Linked DNA regions of Homo sapiens: region 1 is linked to region 2. Evidence: chromatin loops called from intact Hi-C (ENCODE). Cell type or tissue: PC-9. All regions are shown on one strand. Each heading gives the region's core, and the rest is flanking DNA. Links, peaks and the distances in the headings are about the cores only. Region 1 holds the start of CYP26A1 (cytochrome P450 family 26 subfamily A member 1). Region 2 overlaps EXOC6 (exocyst complex component 6).

Region 1 (8,000 bases), core at 1-8,000, 65 kb before region 2:
CTCAAGACTCCATCCTGTTTATTCACAAAGCTAATTCTGCCCACTGGCCCACGCAGCCCTGGGCCCTGCACTTTCAAAATACTCCATGAAGGCAGCACACTGACTTATTCGGAAGTTGGCTAGGGAGCAGCTGAATTTCCTAAGCTAATAAGGACACCCCCAGACCCAGTCTCCCTACCTTACTCTTCAGCTCTTCTCGCACTTTCTGGAGAACATGTGGGTAGAGCCCCAGGTAAGTGATCAGAGATGTGGCTGCACTGGCCGTGGTTTCGTGTCCTCCAAAGAGGAGTTCGGTTGAAGATTGCTTTAGTGCCTAAGAATAGAGTGAGACCCACATTCTCACAAGTCTGCCTGCGGTTTGACAGAAGGATTACTCAGAATCGAACTGAGAGTTCTGGAGGGAAGACTAGAAGGGCTAAATGTTTTGCTGACAGAAAGTCAAGGAAAGCAATATCTTTAAACAAAATGCAACGTCCCTTTAGTTCAGCTGGAGCAGTAAGGCGAGTACGACCCCGCTCTACCGGAAACTCCTGAGTTAAAGTCTTAGTTTTATTAAAATCGCAAGGTTCTTTATTAACATTTTTGCAAATTCCAACTTTCCCTTTGAAACCTGGAAAGGCTAGGGGATGCTCCCAGTTCCGCCGCAGCCCCTTCCGCAGCTCTCCTGACCGGGTGTCTCAGCCTTCCTTCGGGATTCCATAGCTGTAGTCTGAGCCGGCCGCCCACTCCAGAAAGCTGGGCCCCAGGCGCGCGCTTTGGGGGCCCCAGGAACAGCGCTTGGAAAGCCAGGGGACCAAACTCCGCAGTGCCTGGTCTGAAGCTGCTACTCACCTGCATGTCCAGCCGCTCTCCCCTCTCCCACGAGTGCTCGATCAACAGCTGCAGCGCGTCTTTGCAGCCCTGGCCCGCCTCGGATGCCCGCAGCCCGCAGATCTTGGCGCGAATGTTCTGCTCGATGCGCGCGTGAATGAGGTTCCGCGCCTTCATGCCCTGAGCGCAGAGAGCGCGCGGCGGTGAGCAGACGCCCAGGTCCCGCGCCCCTAGTCCGCAGCCCGTTTGCCGCCCTTACCCGGTACAGCCCGCTGAAGGGCACGTCGATGGGCAGCGAGAAGAGATTGCGGGTCATTTCCTCGAAGGCCTCCACAAGCTGCTGCTCGGAGTCCCCGTCGCCCGCCAGTTGGGGTTCGCAGCCCAGTAGGATGCGCATGGCGATTCGGAACATGAGGCGCTTCACCTCGGGGTAGACCAGGAGGCCGCGCTCGCCGCAGCTCAGCCACTGCTCCAGGCTGCTGCCCACTTCCTCGGTGATCACCGGCACGTAGCATTCGAGTGCCTCGCGGCTGAAGGCCCGCATAATCACCTGAGTCCCGAGGAGGGGACAGCGTTAAAAGCCTCCATCCGCCCCTCTCGTCTACCGCCGTCCCCTTCCAGACACCCCCAGTCCTGCCAGACACATGGCACTCTCCGAGCTGGGAAAGCTAACCTGGAGCTGGCAGAGGGTCCTAGCCCACCTCAAGCTGCTAGCCCGCGCCTAGCATCCATCAGCCGGAATTCCGCTCATAAATGGGGTCCCCCTCCCTGTCCAGCCGTCGCCTCCTGCCCCCACCTTCTTGCGCTGCTTGTGCGAGGAGTCGTGCAGGTTAGAGAGGCAGCCAGATCCCAGAATGGTGCGCACCGACGCTGGCCAGTGGACCGACACCAGCCGGTGCTCTCCGAGCAAGATGCGCCGCACATTGTCCGCGCCCATCACCCGTACGGTGGGCCGCCCGAACAGATGCGTCTTGTAGATGAAGCCGTATTTCCTGCGCTTCATCTGCAGGAACTTCCTCCGCTGTGGGAGGAAGGCGGAGGAGAGAAGTGGGCATGAGGGGGCGCCGGGGAGCGCCGCGCTCCCGCCAGCCCTGCTCCTAGCCGCAATAGCATGCCTCCCGGGGGCGCCTACCCCGACTTCAGCAGAAGCCCAGAGCCGCGCCGGGCTCCGGGGAAGCAGCCTGTCCCGCCCCACCCTCCCTTACCTGCAGTACCATCTGCAAGGTTTCCCCAAAGAAGGGGAAGCCCATAGTCCCGGGGGGCAATGGGAGGGCACAACTGCGGTCGCGGCCGCTCACGCAGTACAGGTCCCAGAGCTTGATCGCAGCCAGGAAGAGCAGCAGCGGCAGCACGAAGGTGCAGAGCGCACTGGCCAGCAGCGCCGGGAGCCCCATGGCGCGCCGCGACCTCCCGCGCCACCTGCCGCCGCCGCCAGCGCTTCAAACCCCACGGCGCTGCCGCTTTATAGGCGGCCCAGGTTGCTGCCCACGTTACCTTGGTCAGACAATTAGTTCACCCAAAGTTCATCTTTAATTGCGGATTGGGCCCCTGGCTCCTCCCCCCGCGAGGCGCTGCCCAAAATCTTTAACCGTTTGTTCCGCGCCGAGGCAGAGGCGGCGCGGTGGCGGCTTCCCTCCGAGCGCGCCTCCTGGGGTGCGGGGCTAGGAGCTGCCCGCCTCCCCCATCCAAGGTGTGCTGAGCTCCGAGGCGGCGGTGGGGGAGGGCCAGGACTCCGAGGAGCCGGAATTCCAAGCTCTAGCCTTCCCGGCGGTCTCTTTGGAATCCCTCCCGCCCGGTCCCACCCGCTGCCCCGGCCCAAAGCAGCCTTCACTGGCTTTCCATTTCCAGGTGCCGGGTGGGCTCTCTTCCACGTGATGAGGAAGCAAGGGAAAGTCCTTTCAGGAATCGTCCAGCTGCCTCCTCCCACGTGTGGGGAAACTGAGGTCCAAGAGAGATGCATAAAGCAGGCCTCCAGACGTCTCCGAAGGATCGCGCAGAAGAACTCAGGGCCAGAGTCCAAGAGAGAGCCTCGGGGCATCGGGCGCAATAGGCAGATCTGGGATCCCCAGCTCCCCAACCCCTGCAAGGGGGCCAGGACTCATGAAGTCTTAGAAGGTCCTACTTCAGGATACAAGAAGGCCTCCAGGTCCCTCAGGTCCCCAGGTGCTACCCTGCACAAGCCTGATCCCCGACCCTGGGGCACTTCGTCTGGGGCTCGGCAGTCGGTGCCCGTCTCTGAGATCCAAGCACAGCTCGCCTATTCGGAGGGCCCTGCTGCTTGGCGCCCCAGCTGGACAGCAGGGAAGGGGGTCCTTAGCCCTGGCAGGATAAAGAGACGGTATAAGAGGAAGGGGAGCCCAGGAGTCCTGGCTCCGAGGCCCGGCTCCATCTGTACTGCGTGTGACCTTGGGCAAGTCACCACACATCACTGTGCCTGTTTCCTCCTCCTTAACCGGGAGGCGATCATTCCCGACCTGTCTAAGCCTCAGGGTAGTGAGTTCCCAAAAGGGGGCTCCGGTTGCAACTACTCTTCCCAGCTCCAGGCACGGTAGACTGCGTTACCTGGGTGTCCGGTACACCGGGCACTGGAGTCCTCCTCCTCTCTCCCAAGTCCCACCCAGAGTAAAGCCACTGTCCTCATCCAGGTGAGGGGGTGCTCGGCCCTAAACTCAGGGCTCTACCGACCCCTAATGGGAGGGGTGAAGGGATCCGTACTGGGAAGTCTTCTGTACTTTGCCCATCTACAATCAGCTGCTACTGAGCTGCCAATGCCCGGAGCTCAGACGCTGCGGGACGCGCACCTGCTCTCTCTGCTCTCCACCTGCCGGAGCTTCCCGGCTCGGGACCAGTCAGGGTCACACGCTACCTGGGTTTGGGCGCTGAACGCACCTGCGGCGCCGAAAATGAAACAGAATGACCTGCATTTGTTTAAAACTGAACACTGTCTCTGGCAGAAGCACGCCGCACGCCTTGGAAGGCGTCCCTTGGAGGTGGAAAACTCTGCTCCTGAGAGTTTAAATGCGTTGCCCTTCTCGCGGTAGTCCCCAAACCCGGAGGTATCAGGAAATATCTGCAGAGGTCGGAGGGACCCGCACAATCCTAGCGACTCTCCAAGCCAGAGTCGCCGCCACAGGGAGTGTTTCGGGGGGTCAGCGTTTCCCCATAACCTGCCCAGTGTTTCAGAGGCTCTGGGCAGGGTTTCAGTCTCCGGCAAACGATTTGGTGGCTGTAAACACGGCGAACCAACCTCTGGCCACTGCAGGAAGCCAGGCCAATCGCGCTGGAGGTAATTCTCAGAAATCCCGGGTCCGCCCCTTTCTGGACAGCGCCTCCGGCCGGTGTGCAAAGCCGACGAATGGGGACGTGACCTGGGGCCCATTCCCAATCCTCGGGCCTGACCCGCCTGTGACCCCTGCAGGCCGGACCGTGACATCCGAGTGAACTCTGCGGGGCCACCTCGCCAAGTTCAGCTCAAGCCGGGTCACAAGATGAGCGGGGCCTGCACGCTGGAAATTGCCGCAGGGAAAAAAACGTTTTAATCTATCTGTACATCGAGGCCGGCGGGGGCGTCCGGCAGGAAAGGATTAAATGTGAGAGTGAACGATCATTAAAGAACATCTTGTAGGGGGGCAGGGCGGGGGGTGGGGGGTCAATAAATTACCAGGCCAATAGGAACTTTGATCTAGGAATCTCGCCAAGCTTTCGTGGGTGGTGGTGGGCGGGGAGGGGGGTGGGTTCACTGAAAAACAACTCGTTTCCAAGATGTTTACAAAACAGCCTCCCTATTGCTAAGAGGCGGGGATGGGGAGTCGGGTTTTTTGTTTTTTTGTTTTTTTGTTTTTTTTGCTGGTGGGGTGGGGTGAGGGTACAGGGACTAGACTGGAGTCACAGCAAAGGAGTCCACCTCCGCTTTTCTCCTTTCAGCCCCCGGTCTCATTTCTGAACGTGCGTTCCTGTCTCACAGTTCTATACCTGCTGTTCCCTCTGCATGTGGCACCCCTCCCCCAGGCCACCGCTGGCTGGTTCCTTCCAAAGTCAAATGTCACCTCCTCCAAGGTTCCCCCCACCCATCCAGCCTAATTTAGCCCCAGACACTATCACAGGCCTGTTTTATTTCCATGACGGCGATTATCACCACTGGACATATTCTTACCCTTTTGTTTGCTAGTTTATTTCTTGTCTGCCTCCCTCCAGAGCATATCAAGTGCAGGAGGGAAGGAACCTCCTCTGCTCCTTCCCCAGAGAATCTGCAGCTACTAAAACAGGAGCTAAGATATCCCTCAAAATTACTGAGCATGATGTATCCATGGAAAATTAAAACTGGAGCCATCCCTACAGAGGCTTATAGTTAGTCCAGACCCCAATGCAGGTCAACCAGGTCTTCTTGGAACCAGCTCAACTAGCCTTGCTTCTGAGGGTCCCCACCCCATTCTTCTCTCCTCTCTCTAAATCACAATCAACCCTGAAGCCTGCATCCTTCTCCTCGCCCAAACCCACGCTTCTCAGGCCAGGCTGTCCTCTGCATTTGCAAGAGCACTCTTAGGGCGGGCCCACGTCCTGCCACCTTTGCTGCCCCTGGTGTCTCCCAAGCTCAGGGCCTGGCACCAGGCCCTTGGCTGACAATGGGTGATGAATTGCCCTGTGTGGGGGTTATGGCAGTGTCAGCCCAGGTTGGAAGGGCTTGCTGTACTGTGGAGCTACCAACCCTGTAAGTGCCTGCTGTGTCCCCCTTCCTTCTGGCCCTGGGATCCACCTTAAGCATGAGGTCAGGAGGGCACTGGCTTTCTTCTGGTTCACTAAGGGGTCAGCTCAGGCCTAGGCAGCTACTTCCCTGGCTCACCCCTTATGTCCAGCTGCCCCGGTCTGTTGGAAGCTGGGTGGCAGATTGAAGTGGGCTGTTGGGAATGATGACATGGAGGCTTTTGGCTTTGATTTAAACACTGGTTGGAACCTCTGTACCGGAATGGTTGAGAGAGTCCTCAAGTCTAGCTAGGGCTTATCATGAAAAGGAGGCCAAAGTGTTCAGCCCTACCTGATGGCCACAGGAACAGAGGTTGGGGCAGAAGAGTGAAGGGATGGGGGTGGAGGAGAGCACTGGCTGGGGAGTCCAGGAGCCTATTGCTGGGCTTCTCAGGTGAGTCATTCACCTAGATTGCTCCTCAATTTCTTCTCTGTGATAGAGAGGATGGTGAAGCCGTAAAACCAGAAGGCCCTGAAATGGCAGGGAGGGGTGAGGGCGCAGGGACTAGACTGGAGTCACTGGAAAGGAGTGACTCCAGGGTGTGGTGGGTCACACCTCTAACCCCAGCACTTTGGGAAGCCAAGGCAGATGGTTCGCTTAAGCCCAAGAGTTTGAGACCAGCCTGGGTGACATGGTGAAACCCCCCGTCTCTATTAAAAATAGAAAAAAAAATAGCTAGGCGTTGTGGCACGTGCCTGTAGTCCCAGCTACTTGGGAGGCTGAGATGGGAGGATGGCTTGAGCACGAGAGGCAGAGGTGGCAGTGAGCTGGTTGTGCCACTACACTCCAGCCTGGGCCACAGAGGAAGACCCTGTCTCAAAAAAATAAAAATAAAAATAAGGTCCCTGAAACCTGGAGACAATTCACAGCCCAGCTTCTGGGGTTATACTCAGAGAGAAGTCTGGGCAGCCCAGGCCCTAGGCTGCCCAGCTCCCAGCTCCTCTCTGGGTGTACTGTGGGGTGGGTCCTTCCCTGGCCTCCCCAACCCTGCACCCCAGTGCCTTCCCCCCAGGGAGCAGCTGCCCAGATAAACCCTAGCCTCCTCACTCAACCGCTCCCAAGACACTTTATTTCTTGGCCTTCCTATTTTTGGTACAAATATCTCAAACCTCTCTAATTATGTCTCAACCTCCCATGAAAATAATCCAGCGTTGGAGACGTGTTGGTGTGCCTATTCTCCTCTGTATACATGACAAGAGTAAATGCCTTCTTAAGGTAGGAATTTTTCCTTTTAAGAAGTGGCCAGCAGAATCCGGTGACCTTGAGCCCTTTCGAGCCTGGAAGTGCCCACAGTTGCTAGTTTCCGCCGAGACCGGCAGAGTGGCCAAGGCGCACGAAGCCAGACGCCAGCTGCCAGAGGGCCTTCCGTCAGGCATCCTCTGCGTGTTTTTTCTATGGCCCAAAGCCAGGCCAGGGTTGCGCCCACGGCGTGCCCGCTTCCTTACAAGGGTTGCAGGTCCCACCGCGTGCGTCGGGTCTCTGCAATGTCCCCGAGTTGCAATATTCCCACTCCCCTGCCACCCCTACCTCGCCTTCCCCCATCCATGCACCCTCCCTGGATTGGCTCGGGAAGGGGAAGCCAAGCAGCACCTCGTGGGGATCTATCTATTCCCTCCATTCCTGCTTGGCCCACGACATTTTCCTTCCTCTGGGCGCGGAGCGCAGAAGGCATCTTCCCATGGGCTTAGATGCTTCTCTGGCGCGGCAGCGGTGGCTCGCCCTCCTCCTTCCTCGAGTCCGGCACACATCCGCGTTTGGCGAACATTTGTTGAAAGATTGTTGAACGAGTGAAAGAGTGGGCGCGCGACGCTACAATGGGGAGCGGCAGATGGGTGGCGCTGCGTGCGCGCCATAGCCACCGGCCAAGCCGTGTCCTAGAGCGCAAGCATGTCAGAGGCATAGCCCATTCCCCGCAACCGAAGGCGTGAGGGGGTGGAAAAAGAGCCGCAGCCCGTCCACTGGGTGCACGATGGGCACCGTCTGCATGGCGGGGAAGGCGGGTGTGGCCAGTTCCCAGCGCGCGGTGCGCACTAGCTCCACAGCTAGCAGCTGGAGCACGGCTTGCGCCAGCTCCTGGCCGAGGCAGCTGCGCGCACCGCCGCCGAACGGGATGTAATGGAAGCGGCTGGAGGCGCCCCGGGAATCTTCGCGCGCTGCGCCGAAGCGCTCTGGATCGAAGCCTTCGGGAGGGCTGCGGTACACCGCAGCCGTCTCGTGCGTGTCCCGGATGCTATACATCACGCTCCAGCCCTTGGGGATCTGGTAGCCCTGCAGAGAGGCGAGGAGATCAGCCTGACCACGAGGCACCTGGAAACGGGGGGGCCCTGAACTGACCCTCCACCCTGGTGCTTCCATCAGGCTTCCGAAAACCAGGAGGAATCCGCGATTAACCCGGAAACCAGGAGAAAGCTCTGTGTTCCAATCTCAACTCCTTCACTGGTGAAATGTA
Region 2 (15,930 bases), core at 3,079-11,078:
AACTTTACATGCAGACAATAAGTAAAATGTTCTAAGTAGAAAAATCAGGATGATGCAGGAATGTCTGTTCATGCCTTTTAATTATTTTTATTTTTATTTTTATTTTTTTTGAGACGGAGTCTCATTCTGTCACCCAGGCTGGAGTGCAGTGGCGCCATCTCGGCTCATTGCAACCTCTGCCTCCCAGGTTCAAGTGATTCTCCTATCTCAGCCTCCCGAGTAGCTGGGACTACAGGCGCATGCCGCCACGGCCGGCTAATTTTTTTTGTATTTTAGTAGAGATGGAGTTTCACCATGTTGCCCAGGCTGGTCTTGAACTCCTGAGCTCAGGCAATCCACCTGCCTCGGCCTCCCAAAGTGCTAGGATTACAGGTGTGAGCCACCACGCTCGGCCAGTGATTTTTTTAGAAAGGATTCATGCCTCAACTAAAAAAAAATCTCAACGAGAATTTTTAAAATTTCCACAGATTCCTTCAATAATTTTTTGTGGTTTAAAATTTTTAATACTACTAACATAGCTTACTTAATTAAACTAAAGACAATTCCAATATTAGTTATTTTAAAAACTTAAAACACTTGGCTCATAAAAAAGACCCTGTCATTTTACATGCAAGCTTCTCTGATAAGAATGCCTGTAATCATTTTCCCACCCCATTAATTTCTAATTTTCTTTTCTTCTTCTTTTTTTTCTTTTTCTCGATCTGTCACCCAGGCTGCAGTGGCATGATTATAACTCACTGCAACCTCGAACTCCTGGGCTCAAGGAATCAGCCTCCCAAGTAGCTGGGACTACAGGCATGCATCTCCACACTTGGCTAATGATTTTTTTGTTTTTTTGGGGGTTTTTTTGGTAGAGATAGGGTATTGCTATGTGGCACAGGCTGGGCTTGAACTCCTGGCCTAAAGCAACACCCCTGTCTTGGCCTCCCAAAGTGCTGGATATTCTGATTTTTTTAGAGAACATTATAGATGTTCCATTTGTGAATTTATCTGAGCTAGAATTTTGGAAGCTATTTAAAATTTCAGCCTATATAGTTCTTGGAATAACAAAAGCAATTCTTAAATTTAGTGTATTCTGTGTGAAATATAGTTTAGAAAGGCTCAAAATCAACAATTAAAAACAATAAATAAATGAAAATTTGCACAGCTTAATTTATCTGGCATCTCTGGGGAATGTTGCTGTTGTATAATTTTTGCTTTAAGCATCAGAATTTTTCTTTAATCTTAGGCATATTTTACAAAATTCTAAAATGTATCGTAATTCTCTGGGTCACCATTAAGAATACATTTTGTTCTATAAAGTAAAATTCCCAGGGGCTGTTATGGAAGTAAGAGCTGTTTTTTTGTTCTATTAAAAAGCTGCGCTATTTGAGTTCTTGTGTCTAGCTTTTCTAATTTTTCTGCCTTCTCCCTGGTAGTTTTAACATGAATTCTTACTCCCTACTCTCTCCCTCATCTGTCTTATTAATTTTATCTTTACTCTTCTTGAGCAGGTAAGCCAGCTAATCAATTACTAGAATTATGTCTAAAGTAAGAGCAAATACAACCTAAGTAAGGGCCTCTCCTACTAGTAAGGTTAATAGGTTTTATACACGTTCCTTTGAGCACATGTACCTTTTGAGAATGAGTAACCTTTTGGTTACTCAGAGATGCACCACTTTTCCCCCTTTGTTCTTGGTTCTCTGCTAGGTTATGGTCATTAGATAAGTGACTAAATTCACCATTCTCAGACCCCTTTTTTCTAGAAAACCAAAATTTAGTGACCAAATCTAGCCACACTTTTCAGTATTTAGTACAATTTATTCATATCACTGTCTTGTTAGACAATAAGTGGTATACTTTCATACAGTGGTATCACCATTACCCTAGACAATAAGTGGTATACTTTCATACAGTGGTATCACCATTACCCCCTACTATGCCCTAGGTAGCTGAGTTGCCTTTCTCTAGTATCATTACGTCTTAACTGAAAATGGCCTAGGTAGCTGAGTTGCCTTTCTCTAGTATCATTACATCTTAACTGAAAAACGATAAGCAAAATTATACCTTTTATATTACATAGTAAAATACATTATTTTATGTTGGCCTTTTATATTATAATCATAAAAGGTGTTTAAATTAAAGGTGTTTTCTAACTTTAAAAAAATACTTTTTTTGGCTGGGCATGGTGGCTCATGCCTATAAATCCTAGTATTTTGGGAAGCCAAGGCTGGAGGATTGCTTGAAGCCAGGAGTTTAAGACCAGCCTGGGCAACATAGCAAGGCCCCATCTCTACAAAAAAAAATTAAAATTAGCCAGGCATGGTGGCATGCACCTGTAGTAGTTCCACCTACTGGGGAGGCTAGGGCAGGAGGATCACTTAAGCCCAGGAGGTTGAGGCTGCACTGAGCCATGATCGTACCACTGCACTCCAGCCTGGGTGACAAAGCAAGATCTTGTCTTAAAAAAAAATACTTAGGACCATCCAGCATTTTATTGGCCTTTTTTTTTTTTTGGTCACAAAAAAAAACCATAAATCCCTAGTGGTTCTCAACCAAGGCTGTAAATGTTACCATAGCTTCTACCATCACCATGGATAGATACACATATACTCATAAATAAAGACTTTCTATGATGCAGGGAGACTCATTTTATCAGGCACAAAAATAAGCTCAATTTCAATTAGACATATAGTTATTATCTACTTAATGCTCAGAATTTTTCTACATTAAAAATAATCTTAAAATAATTTTTCTTCTCCCTAGGTTCCTGTTGAAGATACTATCATTTAACCAAAGAGCTCAATGTCAAAATTAATGATACTATAAATTTATATAGCACTTTATACTTTACTAAGCACTTTCTCACACACCATCTGCTCTGAGCATCACAATAACTTACTTGAGTAAATAGGGCATGCAGATGATGGATCATAAAATCTTGCAACTGAAAGAGACAACCTCTTTGAAACACGTCCAACAGTCCCCTAAAGACTCAGTTTAAAAGTTGCCGAGTCCATTTTTTTTTTTTTTTTTTTAAGAGATGGAGTCTTGCTTTGTCATCCAGGGTGGAGTGCAGTGGCGCAATCTTGGCTCACTACAACCTCCTTCTCCCAGGTTCAAGCGTTTCTCATGCCTCAGCCTCCCAAGTAGCTGGGATTACAGACGTATGCCACCATGCCCGGCTAATTTTTGTATTTTTAGTAGAGAGAGGGTTTCACCATGTTGGCCAGCTGGTCTCAAACTTCTGACCTCCAGTGATCTGCCTCGGTCTCCCAAAGTGCTGTGATTACAGGCGTGAGCCACCACACCCAGCTGAGTCCTTCATTTTACAGGGCAGAAAAATTAAAAGGAAAGTGACTTGCCCGGGATTATATAACTAATTCAGGTTTTCTGGCATTTACTCCATTAATCCAGAATCTGATTAAGTATTCAGTCTCTCATCTTTTATCACATCTCTCATAAGAATCTAATCAATATGGAAGTGAAATTCACTAGATTATAACACTCAGGGCTTTTTCTCAAATTTTTTTAGGGGTAGAAGGCAATTTAGTGATCTGATAATCATCTGGCACAGAGGACATTCGTAATGATATGCTATTGATTCACAGCTTCGTATTTTTCCCTTTATTTCTTTAAAACTCAACTGCAGTCAATCTTGTTGTTTCTACTTCCCAAAATATCTCCTGAGTCTGAATTTGTTTCTACCTTAGTACAAACTATCATCATTTCTTGCTTGGATTACTGAAACACACCCTATCTGATCTCCCTGCTTCTGGTGCAACCTCTCCATCCACTTCTTCCAGTAGGATTTACACAGATGTGACTTGTGCCACCTCACAGTTTAACATCCTTCAATAGTTCCCCATCATCTTCAAATAAAACAAGGCTAAGGTCCTTTGCAATCTAGCCTTTGTCTATCTGCCAGCCTCATCTCATCATTTCCCTAGGGGCACCTTAGTTTCTATACCACACCAAACTACCTGTACTTCCATGCATATACCACTCTCTTTCCATGATGCTTTGATCCCTCTGCCTACAGCATCCTTCCTCTTATTTTCCATCTGGGTAAACTCTTATTTATCCTTCAATCATCGTCTTCCTTGGGAAGACTTCCATTATCCCTGCAGGTTGGCTTATGTCCTTTCTCTGTGTTCTCACTGCAACTTCCTGTGCACAGCCTAACTTCAGCACTCACTTTGCTGCCTTGTAATTGTTTATCTGTCTGGGTCTTCCCACTAAATCATGAACTCCCTGAGAGCAGGGACGGTAACTTCACTTCTACATTCTTATCACCTAGCGCAATGCCTGACTTATAATGAGTATTCAATGAAAGTTTCTTAAATGAATGAAGAAAAACAGAACCATAAATAAATTCTAAGGAATGTCATCCAGTATTGGATAGTGATATATTATGTAGCTTGTTGATTAGATTTAGAATGGTGCTGTCCAAGAGAATGTTCTGCAATAATGAAATGTAATATCCATGCTAAACTTAATTTTTGGTTTTATTTTAGTTAATTTTTTTTGCGACAGGGTCTCACTCTGTTGCCCAGACTGGAGTGCCATCACAGCTCACTGCAGCCTCCCTCAACCTCCTGGGCTCAAGCAATCCTCCCCTCTCAGCCTCCTGAGTAGCTGGGACTACAGGTGCCATCATGTCTGGTTATTTTTTTTATTTTCTGTAGAGACAGGGGGACTATGTTGCCTAGGCCAGTCTCAAACTCCTGGCCTCAAGCAGTCGTCCTGCCCTGGCCTCTCGAAGTGCTGAGATTACAGGTATGAGGCACTGCATCCAGCTTAATTTAAATTTCCTAGCCATATGTATTTATTTAACAGTGCAAATCAAGAACATAACTGTATACACTTAGTGTATTTATATAAAAGTAATTTAGGGTGGGTGAAAATACTCCTAATAGTTTCTTCAATTAAAACTAAATCATGAGCTCTTCCACTAAACAAGAAGCTCCTGGGAAGTAGTTACATACACCATACCTGTCACCTAGGAAACAGTCAATAAATGTGTGTTGAATGAATAAATAGTAATACAAATCATTTCTACTAATATTGTCTATGGTCCCAATAATTCATGGGGTCAATTTTAATCTTTTAAATTTTTAAAGAATTGATGACTAATTTTTGAAATCTCTAGAAGTACTATCGTCAAATTACTTTTTGGCTCATTCAGATTCTCATTTTGTATATAATTTGTCATATTTTGGGGATTCCTAATTCTCCTCCCTTGGACCATCTTTAAAATTTTAAAAACAATAATGCCCACTTCCCCCCCTATTATGGTGTCTTTGTTTTTGTCATTTAGCCATGCCTTTAAGGGTATTTTTAAATAACACACATTGATCCTGGTTTCCCAATAAGATATGTAAAAATCATTTCCAGACTATGAAGTGTTCTTTTTTAAGAGATTCCAAATCTTTGTTTTTTTCTCTTAATGCCTCCAATTTGACTATTTCCTTTTTAATAAACAAAATAACTTCAGGATATTCATTTCCTCTTATTTTCTGCAATAATAAATGATTTCAAATTTTCTTTTCTTTTCTTTTTTTGAGATGGAGTCTCACTCTGTTGCCCAGGCTGGAGTGCAATGGCACAATTTTGGCTCAATGCAACCCCTACCTCCCAGGTTCAAGCGAGATTCTCCTGCCTCAGCCTCCTGAGTAGCTTTGATTACAGGCATGCACCACCAGGCCCTGCTAATTTTGTATTTTTAGAAGAGAAGGGGTTTCACCATGCTGCCCAGGCTAGTCTCAAACTCCTGACCTCAGGTGATCCGCCCACCTTGGCCTCCCAAAGTGCTGAATTACAGGCGTGAGCCACCGCACCCGGCCTGATTCCAAGTTTTCAAATATTCTTAGATTAGAGAAGGAGGTGTCTGATCTTATTGGGAAGGTATATTATAACAATAGAGTAAAACTCTGCTATATCAGCCTAACTTGGAAGAAGACTAGTTTGAATCAATTTAGATGAAAGTGGGAACAAAAAATAATGTATGCGGGGTAAGCTGTGATTATAACAAAACTATCTTCCAAATTGGCAATCGATGAAGTTGGGTTTTTGTTTTGTTTTTGGAGACGGAGTCTCGCTCTGCTGTCCAGCCTGGAGTGCAGTGGTGTGATCTCGGCTCACTGCAACCTCCATCTCCCGGGTTCAAGCAATTCTCCTGCCTCGGCCTCCAGAGTAGCTGGGATTATAGGCATGTGCCACCACACCCAGCTAATTTTTTTGTATTTTTAATAGAGACGGGGTTTCATCATGTTGGCCAGGCTGGTCTTGAACGCCTGACCTCAGGTGATCCACCCACCTCGGCCTCCCAAAGTGCTGGGATTACAGATGTGAGCCATTGCGCCCAGCCGGCAATCTATGAAGTTTTAAGAGAACAAAGAATACCTGTAGGCAAAACATGAGTTATTTGTATATATAAAAAAAAAAAAATTTTTGAGTAGGAAAACAGGCCCTTCCCCTCAGGATCTATGCAAAATGTAAAGGGTTTGTTACGAGGGGGGAAGGAAAATTGCCAAGATGTCAGGCCATAAGTATTTATCTTGACTGGAAAATATAAAACCTACTCTGAAATTAAACTCAGAGGGAATTAAACTCAGAAGTCCTTGAAAAATCTTGTTCTAGGCAGACAGTTATCTTTATCATAAGGCAGAGAATGTAGATTGTTTACAATGTAGATATAGAAAACATCCATACAGGGTAGGAAGAATTGTCAGGGGGTAAAGAGGGTGGGGGAGAAAAAGGGCCCATGGAGTCATAAGAGGGAATACATCAGAAGCTTGACAAAAGACTGAAAGAAAGGGGAGGAGGCTAAGCTAAAGTTTTAAGATCTTGCTTGCAAATGACCACACAGGTGCATATAAAATGGAATAATTCTGTAACTAAATAAATGGCTGAATATGAATGCCAATATTCATTCTATTTGAAGATACTTCTTGTAATTTCATTTCTATCTAGATCTGAATATTAAAGTAGCTAGTAAGAACTCAAGTTTTGTTTAACAAACTTTGTTATTAGACAAACAAAGTATCCCATGTGAACCAGCTGTGTCGTTAGAAGGAATGACTAAGAGCACCATCTAGTGGTTTTTCTGGTGGTGAAGAACTTATGCCTGGGAATCAGGAGAGTTAGGATTCTTGGCTTTTAGATGTATTTTCTGCTGTATGCGGTCAGCAACAGTGGGATGCAAACCTCGAGGACCAACTGTTACTCTACCTTCATCACCTCATTTTTATATAAAGTAGTATCTAGTTTTCTCCATTTCTTGGAATTAAACCTGGGCAAAGTATCCTCCATCAGATAGGTTAGGTATCAAATTCAGGTATCCAAACCAGGAACAAATTCAGGTATCCAAACAGTGTAACAGCATCCAGCTTACTTTTTAAAAAGGCACTGAAATATTCTTCTCTTACCATCCAGATGATTTTGCCTTAATACTTTTATTATGGGGCACAGCCCTTTTTCAAGGCTAGAATTAGAGGTCATAGTCGCTAAAACTCTATAAACAGCATCCTTTTTTTTTTTCTTTTTTGGCTAAGCTTTCTTGTTTTGTTTTGTTTTTGAGACAGGGTCTCACTCTGTCACCCAGGCGGGAGTACAGTGGCATGATCACGGCTCACTGCAGCCTTGACCTTCCAGGCTCAAGCAATTCTCCCACCTCAGCCTCCTGAGTGGCTGGGACTACACATGTGCACCACCACATCTGAGTAATTTTAATTTTTTTTGCAGAGATGAAATCTCCCTATTTTGCCCAGGCTGGTCTCGAACCCCTGGGCTCAAGCGATTCTCCAGTCGTGGCCTCCCAAAGTGCTGGGATTACAGGCATGAGCCATTGTGCCCAGCAGGTTAAGTTTTTATCCAAAAATTAAGAAAGACCAAGGCTTTCACATTAAGAAACTTATCTACTCTCCAATAACTCACCATTGAAATAGGTGCCAGCACTCTTTAATCTGGAGCTATTCTAATGCCTTTTCTAATACCTACAGATTTCAGATGTTAAACCCTTAGGAGCTAATAACCTAACTTAGACATTTGGGCAGAATGAATTTAAAAATGTATTCTAGACCTACTCTGGATACTTCAAATATAGAATAGGTCTTTCTGATTGCCTGATGCTTGGGAAATAGTCTGTATTTTCTTAGTAACAGGAAGAATTTCTGTGACACCTTTGTAAGAACTTGTTTAGAAGACATATTAATCTTTTCTTCTATATGGTTATATCTATAAGGTATCTATATTGGTACCCAATATATAATAAGTATTTAATAAATATAAAACAAAGTACATACACTGATTCAGAACATCATTCTCATACCTTGGCAAATGCTCCTCCAAATAAGAAGACATTTATCTTGAACTTGTATAAAATTTATACTAAGATCAAAGGTTCAATGTAGCTTTCAGAGGGAGCTATTTTTGCAATTTCCAAGTATGTATTCCTGGTTATCTTCCTGACTGTCTCCAAACATGCAGTTATACTAGCATGATGGTTATGGTCAAATTAACCAAAAGTTAACCTCTATATTCATACATAGATCCTACCTAGTATTCTCATACCATATACTTTTACAAAGTTTAACAATTTATAGTCATATTTATTAATGAAGTTATTAATTACTGTTTCCCCACTGGACTTAAACTCCAAGAGGGTAAAGACCTTTTCTGTTTTGCTTACCACTGTATTCCCTCAATGCCATGCACATAATAGATATGAAGACATAATTAATATATGACTTCAAAGCCCCACACTCTTCAATGTCTTAACATTTAACTGCCTTTGAATCTTAGAACCAGGACGTTATCTTGAAACATTTATCAATTCCAAATTCCATGTGTTATGGGAAAAATTTAGGCCTCTTGATGGTTGAAGGGTTTGTCCAAGTCAACTTGCTCAAGTTAGAGGCAAAGCCAGGACTGGAAGCAAGGTCTCAACTTCCTGACATGTACTCAGACCATCTTAAGACTGATCTGAAAGCAATTTAAAAAAGAAAAGTTCTATATAAGTTCATATAATTCTATATTCCTGAACTTAGACATTGTATCCACTTTGACCAAGTATAGGTTAAAAAAGTAGAAAAACAGGAAAAGATCCAAAGAAAATTTACAAAAAGGCATGTGAAAATACCCTACAAGGAAACATTTTAAAAAATAACTACTTAGCTCAGAAAGATAAAGTTAAAAGGTCATTCTTCAGTCATCAAATATGTGAAGAATTTTTATGAAAGAAATAATGATTAGTTTTGTTTAGATCAAGGAGTTAAATGGTCTTGAGTTGAAATACAGCAGTATCAGCTGGGTCTTAACTTTCTGACAACAAAGGTAGAACTCTAGAAGAGACCAGTGTTGGTTACAGAGAGTTCCTGATTTGTTACTTTGTTAATTTAGTCAATAAACAAACATCTGTAGACCTTTTATTATGAGCATAGCACTCTGTAAGATACCTGCAATTTCAAATCTTCTATGTTGAATTTAATTAAACTATCCATCCTGGATGGTTAAATCATATCAAATTGTACCTTTACTCATTCACTCTTTTTATGTATTCCCTCCTCCAAAATGCCTGGAATCCATACTCTCCATTCCCACTGATGAAGGTTAAGCTTTTTTTGTATTTCACATGGAAAAGTTCAACAGCCTTTTAACAGGTCTTCCTGCTTTCAGTCTCTGCCTCATTCCAGTACAAATTTCTAAATGACACTAGAGTTAACATTCTATGACACAGATTTAATCATGTCATGGTCCTAATTAAAAAGCTCCATTTTGTAGTCCATCCACATATGATTATTTGAAGATTCCCTAAACATTGTCTTATCACAGTGCTTTTGTCTGTCTCATTCCCTCTGTTCAGAATGCCCTTCCCTGCTTTTGGTGAAATCTTATCCATCTCAATTTTTACTTTTTACCCAGCTCAAATTTTACTTCGGTCATAGTCAATCTTCTCAATCCCACAGCATACAGAATTAATTGCCCCCTCTCTACACATAATACATATTCTATAAACAATTAATTATGCTCTATTACAGTTATGTACCTGTCTCGTACCCAGCCAGACTATGAAATCTTTGAAGTTTATCTTTGATTTCCCAGTATATAACAAACATATAATAGGTTCTCGTTAAACATTTGCACAAATGAATCTTCCTATAAAGAAGTTGACTTAACATGGGAAAAAGTTCTGTTTCATAATTACAGACTGAAATTTTAGCTCAAGCTAATTTAACTCACAGGTACGTGTGTCACCCGTCACAAGGAATACCAAAAAAAAGAGCACCAACACATTGTTTCAAAAAACAAATGAGCACATAGATGGGTCAATGCTAATTCTTCTTCATCATCAGAAAAATAAAACGAACAAAAACAAAAAGTACATGGCTGAATGATGGTATAGAATAATTTGTCAGTAACTGAATTATTTCCACCTTTCCACCTCCCCCACTACATCTAGATGTGCTATTTGTTTCTACCTGCAGATTGACATTTTGAGGCTGAGGAAATACATGTATGATGTTTTTCACAGAGTAACAAGAATGGGAAAATAAACATTTGGATTCTGATTAAACCAAATAAAAGGAAAATCTAGCACAGAATAAAGGCCATTGTTGGTGCTTATATTTCAATCTTGTAAATGAAACTCACTTCTTATTGCTTAAATTTTATGATTTAAGCATCTTTTCTGAGTTGCCCAGCATTTCTTTGGTGGCTCATGATTTCCAATCTGAGTTCCTGATCCTTGCTACTGGACTTCCTTGGACTATGGCTCTCTTGCTAGCATATCACAGACTAGCAGGATTTTATGTTAATCCTGAGAACCAATCACAGGCTATTAAGTAAAGATTTCTGAGAGTCTTCAAGAGAAAGTGATCACTATGAGTCAATACGGATTTATGACGAATCCGAGTAATGTCATTTTCTTATTTGAAAGGGTAATTAGACTGGTAGATAAGGAAAATTCAATTGCTGTTATTAACTCTTCATGCTAGCAAGGCTTCTGACAGAAGCTGCTCATAACATGGAGCAAGATGCCAAACTGTGAGTTAGATTCAATCAGAGGATTAGCAACTGGCTGAGAAATCTTAAGGTACCCATAAGGTTCTGAATAATTGACCTAAATAGATACAAAGGAGAGGTCCATGTAATACAGCGGTTCTCAAACTTTATCATGCAACAGAATCAACTGGAGGGTCTATTCAAGCAAATTGCTGGGCCTCATCCCCAGAGTTCCCAATTCAGCAGGTGGGGCCCAAGATTTGCATTTCTAACAAGCTCCCACATGATGCTATTGCTGCTCATTTGGGGACCACATTTTGATGATGTACTGTATCTCAGGATATTGATGTTCTGTATCTAAGGATATGAATAACAGGTTTTGTTCAATATTTTGCTAATGACTTTGTTAAATATGTAGAAAGAATGATTACAAATCCACAGATATTAACTTTTGATATAAAAAGATCTCAACAGGCTAGCTATGGAACACATCTCAAAATTTATTAGGGATAACCTTAAAATCCTAAAATAAAAACCAACCACATATATATATAGGATAAGAAAAATAGAGCTTAGCAATCACCAAAAAAGGGGGGGAGGAATACACAGAGATAATAGAATCCTGTAGCTTCAATGATTTGGAAGTATATTCTAGCTACTGAAAAAGGTTTAACAGTTTTGGCTTTATTAATCAATTATAGAATATGAAACAATGTATTTGATAGCAAAGCTACATAATTATACTTGTTCTGTACACCTGAGTATCTCTATATTTAATCTGGGGCATCAGATATGAAAGAGAAGATAGTTAAACCAGTTTGTTCAGAGAAGATTTTTGGATCTAAAACTATATCACATAAGAAGAATAAGAATAAGGAATTATTGATGTCTGGCCTTCAGAAGATTTAGAGACATGTAAGAGCTGTTTTCATGTAACTGGCTTGTGGATAAGGATTTGTTTTTTCCTGTGTGACCCTAAGCCAAACTTCAGATATAGTTGTCAGGCTGCTTGCTATACACAGGTGCCCAACTGAGGAGAAAAATGGGAAGGAGAGAGCTAAATCCAGCTAATGTTTTATTTGATAAGCTATGTGCCTTCGTAGGGGCCAAGTCCAGATGGGAAAATAGTAACTTTCTCTAATTCCGATAAAGGGGGCAGGCAGCTCTAGAGGGTTTTTTCCTTTTACTGAGAACACCTTTTCTAATTTGCACAAAAACACAATATAGACTGGTGGTGACTCTAACCCTAAGGTAGAACTAGGTCTATTAAGAGAAATTTAGAGAGAAAGTGGTTTCAGTTCAGTGTGAGAGATTGATAGAGTGATGTATTGTATCGAAATGTATTTTCTGAAGAGTAATCTCCCAAATTGGATGTTCAAGGAATGGCTGGACAATTACTTGGCAGGTTTATTATAGAAAGGATTTCAAGATGGAGGAGTGTGTGAGCATATCTATGTTATTAACAGGTGTGTGAAGAAACTCAATGATCTTTTAGCTTCTAGGATTCCCCATCTGAACTACCTGCCTTTCCTCTTCTTCATATTCCAGTTGATTTCCATGGTATCCTGACCTTTTCTCTTCACAGACTTACCAGGCACTCTAGCCTTTCTACTACCTAGCCAGATTTTTCTTCTTGCCTCCCTTTCTTCTCCTTTCCCTGCTCTAATATGCAGAAAGCATACATACTGCATTAAAATTGAGAATAAGCTTTGTATATTTAAAGAACTACTTTCCTCCAGATTTAAACAGAAATACTTAACATGAAAACTTATTTTTAAAATTCTTTTAACATATTTATTAGAGAAAGCTAAGTTTCATTTTTTAAACGATTTATATATCAATCACTGAAAGTCAGAAGTTGAGGGGTGGATGGTTTTTTTGCACCAGAAAGACTTCTTTATCCATGCTATATTACTTAAGTAAAAAGATGTCTTTTGGAAAAGAGAACACCAGAGATAGTGAAATAAACACAAAAATTTTTAATCAATTTTTTTTGTCCCATCAGTAGTAAATGCATGTTACTGTATTCAGAAGTAATGATTAAGGTAATACAGAAGTATTAAGAAGTAGAGCCAACCATAGGCAAAATCTTAAAGGAATCCGAGTTGTCTTCCGTGGTTTGTCTTTGGAGTCCTGGTCTCTCCCTTTTCATATCTACAGTGCCAGGACCTTAACCCCCATCAGGCTAGGGTTTACCCCTCTTGCAAATGGCCCCAGGCTTTTTTGAGTTATAGCTCATACTCAGGACCTTTCTTGGTCTTTTCCAAGAGACTAGCTCTTAAAGAAAACATCAGAGTTTTAAAAGGAGCCTCTAGTAACTCTGCCCAAAGGAGTATCTGAAAGTGGAAACTATCCTATGGCAGGATAGTGAGGCAAAGATTCCAGGGTGTTTGGGCCTTTCTCCAAATGTCAATAGGCTAGAGAGGTAAGAGAATAGGGAGAAGATTTAGACAACTGAACTTGTCTAATCAAACAGTAATTTCCATCTTTGAGCAATAAATTTAATTTAGAAGACACATCAAATGCCAAAAAGGTAGTTTAATCGTTTAGTTATTTTGAAGCCATACTAAAGATGTAATACAGTAATCCCCTCTTACCCATGGGGGATATGTTCCAAGTCCCCCAATGGATGCCTGAAACTGCAGATAGTAATGAACGTTATATTAATTATGTTTTTTCACATACATACATATATACCTATGATAAAGCTTAACTTAAAAATTAGGCACAGGGCTAGGCACGGTGGTTCATGCCTGTAATCCCAGCACTTTGGGAGGCCGAGGCAGGTGGATCACCTGAGGTTAGGAGTTTGAGACCAGCCTGGCCAATATGTTGAAACCCCGTCTCTATTAAAAATACAAAAAATTAGCCGGGCCTGGTGGCAGGCACCTATAGTCTCAGCTACTCAGGAGGCTGAGGCGGGAGAATTGCTGGAACCCAGGAGGCAGAGGTGCAGTGAGCCAAGATTGTGCCACTGCACTCCAGCCTGGGAGACACAGCGAGACCCTGCCTCAAAAAAAAAAAAAATTAGGCACAATAAGAGATTAACAACAAAAATAATAAAATAGAGGACATACGACAATATACTGTAATGAAAGTTATGTAAATGTGGTTATCTTTCTCTCTTACACACAAAATGTCTTAATGTACTATACAGCAGGTAACAAAAACTGCAGAAAGCAAAACTGTGGATAAGAGGGACTACTGTAACACGAAAATGTCTTGAGCAATGCTTATATAAGATATTTATACAGACAATGTCATACTGGAATGATCTCATAAGACAACTTTTAAAGAAACTTAAGAAACCAGTTTCAAAGTATTTGTGGAATGGGAATAAAAATTACTTTCAGCTTAAAAGCTTATAAAAATGGCCAGGCACAGTAGCTCACGCCTCTAATTCCAGCATTTTGGGATGCCAAGGCAGGAGGATGACTTGAGGCCAGGAGTTTGAGACCAGTCTGGGCAACACAGCAACACCTCATCTGTAATTTAAAAAAAAAAAAAAAAACTTGTAAAAAAAAAAAAAAAGTGTTTCTTAGGGATATTGTTGTAAATACAAAATAGGCCAAGGGTAGCTCATGCCTATAATCCCAGCACTTTGGGAGGCTGAGGTGGGCAGATCACTTGAGGCCAGGAGTTTGCGACCAGCCTGACCAATGTGGCAAAAGCCCGTCTCTACTAAAAATACAAAAATTAGCTGAGTGTGTTGGCACACACCTGTAGTTCCAGCTACTTGGGAGGCTGAGGCACAAGAATCGCTTGAATCCAGAAGGCAGAGGTTGCAGTGAGCTGAGACTGTGCCACTGCACTCCAGCCTGGGTGACAGAGTGAGACTCTGTCTCAAAAAACTAAAACATAAATATATAAATAAATATTTGTCAAACAATAGCTTTACTTTGAGAAAGAAATATAATAAAGGTTTTCTAATTAGAGAAAATTAAAAATGCTTTCTGGGAAAAGAAAATTAATCTTTCTCTTCCCTAGGAAAAAAACCATTTTTCTTTTGTTTTCTAAATAAACATTTCTTTTTTTTTAAATAAATGGGTAGGTTTTTAGAAACTTTGGAGTGTGTGTGTGTGTGTGTGTGTGTGTGTGTGTGTGTGGTGTGCAACAGACAATTGATCTTGTCCAAAGAGCCTATCTAATTATTTTCTATAATATTAATGATGTTTTTCCTAGCACAATGCCTTATACAGAGTGGGCACAAACTATTTGATATCTGTTGAAAAAAATCAGTCATTTCTGCTTCAGTTGCAAACTGCTGACATTTAATTTTTTAATGTCTTTCACAAAGAATACATTATTGCAAATTTTTCCTCAGACAAATATTTTATAATCCTTCTTGTGCCCCACTGATTTTCAATTTATCAACTGTGGTGCCTGATAGAATTGTCAACCAGGGATTTTCATTGTTTAATCAGTGTACCACTTATTTGAAAGCACTGCTTGAAAATTGCTCACATATACTCATATCTTGTACTTAAAGAATTATAATTTGAGGGTTGATAAAACCCATATCCAAAAGCACATGTAACAAGGCTAATGACCAAATAGCATATCCAGTTTTGAAGCTGATTGACTAACATCAACATTAGATTATGGAATCTGCTAGCCTTGTTACCTAAAAAAAAATAAAGTGAAAAACAATGGCAATACTAAAGCCTTGTGAAATCTAAGGAAAGGAGAAACAAAAATTCAGAAATTTCATTTGGAATGCAAGGTCCTGAGCTTATTCTTCTAGCAAGTATCTAAAAAGTTACTTACAGGGCAAGTAAGAATGACAGAATCATTTCATTCATTTATGACAAACATTAGGAGAGTCCTAGAAAAAGGCAAGAATGACCAGACAAGGAATAATGGGGAAAATGAATCATGTTTTTAAATATACCAATCTGGAATGCCACTTCAGTGCCTCTCTCTAGAGGCCCTAAATGTGAAGCTGAG

Evidence for each region. A loop is a pair of places that touch in the nucleus more often than their neighbours do. Peaks named below come from ENCODE experiments on the same cell type or tissue, not always from the same donor. Only the 100,000 strongest peaks of a DNase experiment are listed, where the experiment ranks them.
Region 1: a loop joins it to region 2, with 3 times the contacts of the local background. A loop is called at or near these places in 8 of 110 quality-filtered maps.

The regions. Positions count from the first base shown.
Region 1 is chr10:93,068,139-93,076,138 of GRCh38, reverse strand. It overlaps CYP26C1 (cytochrome P450 family 26 subfamily C member 1), which reads right to left. Exons shown (of 6, transcript NM_183374.3): 6 at 6,599-7,819. The coding sequence ends at 7,442. CYP26A1 (cytochrome P450 family 26 subfamily A member 1) reads right to left here and starts at 2,246. Exons shown (of 7, transcript NM_000783.4): 1 at 2,016-2,246; 2 at 1,607-1,831; 3 at 1,070-1,360; 4 at 832-990; 5 at 179-313. The coding sequence starts at 2,204. In PC-9, for the core only: no CTCF peak of the experiment used is centred there; a DNase peak (open chromatin) is centred at 4,138; H3K4me3 peaks cover 2,643 bases; H3K27ac peaks cover 561 bases.
Region 2 is chr10:92,997,788-93,013,717 of GRCh38, reverse strand. The region is part of intron 19 of EXOC6 (exocyst complex component 6); the gene reads right to left. Among named protein-coding and RNA genes, the nearest start is that of CYP26C1, 55 kb to the left of the region's middle. In PC-9, for the core only: a CTCF peak has its summit at 7,034 (motif pointing left); no DNase peak of the experiment used is centred there.